2 separate regions of the Homo sapiens genome follow, and region 1 is linked to region 2. A link is a loop called in an ENCODE intact Hi-C map of the cell type or tissue named here. Cell type or tissue: Caco-2. All regions are shown on one strand. Each heading gives the region's core, and the rest is flanking DNA. Links, peaks and the distances in the headings are about the cores only. Region 1 overlaps LOC105370108 (a long non-coding RNA gene). Region 2 overlaps LOC105370108 (a long non-coding RNA gene).

Region 1 (2,820 bases), core at 292-2,791, 53 kb before region 2:
CATCTGGCCATGGCAGTGCATTTTGAGGATGCTAGAGCATCTCACAGACATCTCAATGATGTTAAGATCATAGGTACTGTTTTCAAATAGGGTAGCTGGTTTTCTCTACTCCATGATTAGAGGCCATACCTTTAAACCCCCAACCAGGCAGCTGCCTAATTTGTAAGTGAATGCCTCTGCAAAGATCAGGCCATGAGAAAGAACATGAGAACACAGTCATTCACTGAGCAGATGTATTGAGCCACTCTTAGGTGCCAGGCAGTCTGTTAGGTCCCTCCCCTCGCTTGGCTTAGAGACTAGAGGTAGAGACAGGCATTCCATAAGTAACTACTAGTGTGATGAATGTCATAAGGAGAAAATGCATGGCTCAGTATACGTCCATCAACTGTGTTTGAAAAAGAAGCCATCAATATCTGCATTCTTTTCATGTGTATTTATTATTAGTTATAATATGTTTACATATTAATAATCCATGCATATGCATTATTATATTGGTTATTCATAATACATTATTTTACTTCTGTCTTCTTATAGCCCTGAGACTATTACTGTAAAGAGCAAGAATTTTGTGCTGCTCCGGGAAAGAGAGTAATCAGATACCATTTAACTCATTGGTAATTGTTGCTTATCAGTCCTCCTTTTAAAAAAAAAAAAGAAAAAAAAACGACCCTGCTGTAGCTGGGTGCTATTTTATTTTAGTCATCTTCATCCACGGTAGACTGTGTTGAAACAATGCCAGACTGAACATTGATACCAGGTGCCTGTCCTAGCAGAATCCAATATCACACCTGCAGATAGAGTGTAAGATTACGTCATGTGTCGTGCCCGAGCACCACAAATGACTCTATACTTCATCTCAAATAACATTATAATTTACACTTGGAGCCTTCAGACTATGTAGCCTTGGCCAAATGAAAGTTTTTGCAGCCAAACACATCAAACTCAATATATTTCACTGCGCCAGTGGGATTGTTTTTTTGAGAAAGTTGAACATAATTAAATCTATCAATGGCATTTCAAATAAAAAGTACCTGTCTTGGATAGGTAGGCTTATAAACATTTGGCTGTCAGTTAGGAAGATGTCACAGAGTTTTGTGCTGGAAACCAAAGAAAAATGAAAGAACTCTAGTGTGTTATGTGAATTGAATAAGAGTTCACCAATGAAAGGAGGAACAATGAGATCTTTTGTTTTACAGAAATGTCATAGTTATAAAGGTATACATTTAAACTTGGAGAATCACTTCAGGCAAAAATGAAAACCCTCCCAACTCAAACATTTTCCCAGCTCCAGGACATAATCTACAGTAATCTCTGAACTTTTGGAAATATTGTGTGGATATTTCAACACCTACTCACCTTGTCCATTCTAATTGTCACCTTTGCACTTTGGTGCCTGATAGGCTTCTCTTAGAGAGCAGGCATCGTCACCTGCTCACACTTTGATCCACTGGCTGGAAAGCAGCTGCTCTTCTTTGTTCGGAAAACCATTGCTAATGTTTATATGAATAGAGGAAGGGAAGAATGTCCTCATTCCTGTTCTTCCCCTACCACCTTCTTCAAAGGACCAGAGGAGCTTTCCACCTGGCTATTGGGTGCCTCTGACTTTTGGGTTCATTTTATCGTTCTCATATCTATGGAATTGCCCCAGCATCTTGAATCTTTCAGACAGGCTTATTTATGTTTAAGACAGGCCAATAATCTCTGTGGTCTTGAGTCTGATTGTAGGGGAGCCAGAGATCTTTGTCACTCCAATAAAAGTAACTCCCTCTTAACTCTGCCTTTGTTTTGTAGTATTGCCATGGTAGTTGAGGACTGTCTTAGAATCCTGCATTTCCTGTGCCTTGTCGCATGGGTGCAGGATGTAGAACACAGGAAGTGAGGATGTTGATTGTAGTCTATATAGGATTGTGTAACAAGGGTTCCAGGACACTTTGAAGGGCCTGGATTATTTGGAGGAAGATTGTCCTGGGAGGAGGTTGGAAAACAACTATAGGAGAAATGTGAAAGCACAGAATAGAAACTTGATTTTTATCACTCTTCTGTGTGCTATGACCACAAGCTACTGGGGAAACCGTTTTATTGTACAGCAATGAATACATCAGATAATATGGAGACATGTATGTAGAGGAAGCAGCATGCATCTTCTCACCAGGTCTTTGTCATCAATTTTTAATTGAACAATGCTTTTCTATGAAATTATTTTCATTGATCTCATATCAGGGAACAAAATGTACTGGGCAGCTTCTCCATGGTAACAAACAACCCCCAAGTCTCTGTGGTTTCCAAGAGTGTTCATTGCTTGCCATTTCATGTTGGTGACTGCAGTTGATGGTAGGAGCCACAGTTCCGCTTGGGTCTGTTGGCTCTGCACTAAGCATCTTCTCATCCTTGCCTAGGCTAAAGACACAATATTTACTGGGGAAAAGCCATGCTGGTAGAAAAAGACAAATGTAAGAAATCTGGGAGAAACATGCAGTACCTCGGCACACAATCTCCCTTTACTCCCACTCCCTCAGTCTGATAAAGCCACACGGCCAGGCTGTACAATGGCATGGGGAGTTGTATTTTGCCGACAGGGAGGCACTGCCAGCTACACGCCAGCAGGCAGGATGTGTGACATCTTATGGGAGGGAAATGAATAGAGGGATCAATAATTCAGGTTGTCATAGCATGTCTGTTCTCATGTGGTTTCTTGCCCAACTTTAAAGAAATCCCAAGTAAATTCAGCTTTAGAGATGTTCAGAGTATTAGTGCATGGAAAGCCACACAGCCTCATACAGTTCTTGAATATGTATCCATACCTCTTTCTAGTCTACACAC
Region 2 (2,820 bases), core at 84-2,583:
GTTAAATAAACCGTGGCAGGATGGACAGGCATGACAGCAAACTGAATATGAAGAATGATCACCACGGGAAAGTCGCAAAGCAATCCTCCTAAATTTGGGGATGGAGAATGGTGCCATTAAGACAATAAATACAGAAGATAGATGAAGCTGGGAAGAAAGATACTTAGTTGGATTTGGGACACTATGGATGTGAAATGCACATGCAATTTGCAGATGTTCAGTAAGTAATAGGAAAGACTTTTTGTTCTCAAATGCTCATGACGCATGCTTTATATGCATTATTTATTTATCCTTACAATAACCCACATCATGTCTGACGTAACTGACGCTGAGCTACACATGTTAGCTGAACTCAAAACCAGGATTGTCTCACTTCACAAGGAAAGAGAACACAGCTAGCAGTACTGAGTGCCTTCTAGGACATAACCATTCCCCAAATAACTTAGAGTCTGCTATCAACTCTATTTTACAGATGAAACAGTTCAGGCCTGGGATGCGTGAAGGCACCTACGTGCCTGAGGCTGCCTTCCTGGTTAGAGCCGGGCTCAGGTTGGCTGCAGACCTCATGGTGTGTGTGGCCTCACTTCACTCCTCTAGCCTCAGTTCATTACTGCACCCGCTGTCGCCATTCCGAGTAGTAATGGGGTAAGCTGCACACAGCATGCAGAAGAATGCCTAACATGCAGGACAGTGCTCAAGGCCAGCCAGTTATTTTTCATTATGGAACAAGGTTGTGCATCGGATATTACTTTTATTCTCTAAATAATGGCAATGATTCACCCACATCCACCCACCAGGGAGTGGTGGAGCATATGTGGAATCCAGGTTCCCCTTCCTTCAATCCTACAAGTTTCTCATGGTGCCTCCACCTTTCTTTTTTTAATACTCACTTCCAGGAAGCCTGAAATGCCTTCCCTCAAAAATACATTTACCTCAACATGCATGTAGTGAAAGCGTGTTGGTGTCTGAAAGAAGAGACCTCTTCATTTATCTGGAAAGTCTACCTGCAAGCTCTTTTCTCACTGACACTGTGTATAATTACTTTTTCCGGATGTACTTAAGCCCCATCACCGTGCTCTCTGCTACTCTGCGCAGGATCTGCGGTGCAGCTGCTGAGGGGTGCCTTTCGGGACTGGCCTCTGTGGAGGCTGCTCTGGGCACCCAATATTGAATCCACCTCTTGAAAGCCGTGAAGCTATGCAGTCCTAAGAGAACACTTTATTTTTACTGGCGAGAAGAAGATCACTTTCGACACATTGCTGTGCAATTCGTAAAAGAAAAATTATGAGAAAGGCTTATAATTTTTTCATGACATGGAATGACAGCAGGAAGTTACGCTGGAAAAGGAGTAATGCACGCTGACATAGCTTTGAGGACAATCTCCCCAAGACATACCGGGACCACACATGGGAGGTGATTACACTCCAGTTAAATTCCTTTCACTCACTTCTGTACAAAAGCTCTGCTGTTTCTCTTTGATCCTCCAGAGGATATCTTCTCTCTGTTGTGTGGACTGTGGCCACTGGCTACTCCTGTCTCTCATGATAACCTTGTCGATTTTGGACTGCGCCTTCTCTGCTGCTATTATGAGAGCTGGCTTTATTCTCAGTTCAGAGGCAGCAGTGCTCAGCTTTTGCTGAGAAAATGCTAAACGTTAAATGTTATCACACATTTTGCTTTTCAATGATAAAAGGACCAAGAGGAACCACCTCTTCCCGACTAAATAACTCTGGGATACTGCAAAGAAAGCATTTCTCTCTCTCTGGTGTTTACAACTCAAGGCTTAGATCAGTAGTAAAGATAAACTCAGGTGAAATTCCTTTGTCCTGGATTGAGTGGTGAAGAAATTACTTACCTAAAATCTAAACAAATATGACTGTTTAGTTTCAGAATGTTCTAAGGTGTGTTTTTGTTTTTTTAGTTCAGTTTCAAATTACACAAAGTATAATTCAGAGAACATAATTCAGTGCTCACACACCCTAGAAATGATTTAAGAATTAAATTCACTGCTTTTCTGAGCCCTGACATTACTCTGATTTTAGTTCTGGGCACCTCAGCTTCCTTCTCCTATCTCTGTCAACATTTCTACCTTCTTTTGACTTCCAGCTATTCTCATCCACTGTCCTCTGGTTTCCCTGGGGCCTCTCAAGCTGTCTTGTATGGCTGATTTGAATTGATGGCCACAATGATAATTCATAATGATTGGGCTTTACAGCACACATAAAAATCCAAGGATTCTGTGAGATCCATATTTGCAGCTAGCAATTTTCAAGGACTTGAATTTTAAGACCAATGGCAAATATGATAATAAATATCTTCAAAACAATGCAAATTGCCAGGGGCAACAATTTGGATATTTCCTGTTAGCCATGTCAGACAATTTTAGGTTCTGTATTCAACAAATTCTGCAACGATTGTTTCATTATGAACTTGGCCCCAGGAGTGTGCTGGGGGCACAGTGGACATTGTTATTTTTTCCTGCATGGAGCTTATAGTCTGAGGAGGAGGCAGATGACAACCAAATAGCTGCTCACACAGCAGTCACAGCAAGGTGCCCTTGGAGCATGTGGGCCCCTTTAGAGGCCTGGCAGAGTCTAAGTGGGCCTCCAGAGGGTTTCCCATGAAAAAGTGACCACGGAGCTGAGATCTGAAGGGCGTCTGAGATTCATAGATGAGGGGAGCATGTTTTAGCTCAGGGAAGAGTGGAGGCAAGGACTGGGGGCAGAAGGGAACATGGCCTATTCCAGGACCCGAAGGACGGGCTGTGTGGATTGAGCTTGCAGAGGGAAGGGAGAAGCTGGGAGGCTCAGAACCCTGGGG

The links. Peaks named below come from ENCODE experiments on the same cell type or tissue, not always from the same donor. Only the 100,000 strongest peaks of a DNase experiment are listed, where the experiment ranks them.
Region 1: a loop joins it to region 2, with 6 times the contacts of the local background. A loop is called at or near these places in 2 of 110 quality-filtered maps.

The regions. Positions count from the first base shown.
Region 1 is chr13:22,080,815-22,083,634 of GRCh38, forward strand. All of the region lies in intron 3 of LOC105370108 (a long non-coding RNA gene), which reads left to right. Among named protein-coding and RNA genes, the nearest start is that of LINC00540, 130 kb to the right of the region's middle. RefSeq lists an enhancer at 1-480. In Caco-2, for the core only: no CTCF peak of the experiment used is centred there; a DNase peak (open chromatin) is centred at 1,447.
Region 2 is chr13:22,134,153-22,136,972 of GRCh38, forward strand. All of the region lies in intron 3 of LOC105370108 (a long non-coding RNA gene), which reads left to right. Among named protein-coding and RNA genes, the nearest start is that of LINC00540, 75 kb to the right of the region's middle. In Caco-2, for the core only: no CTCF peak of the experiment used is centred there; a DNase peak (open chromatin) is centred at 1,479.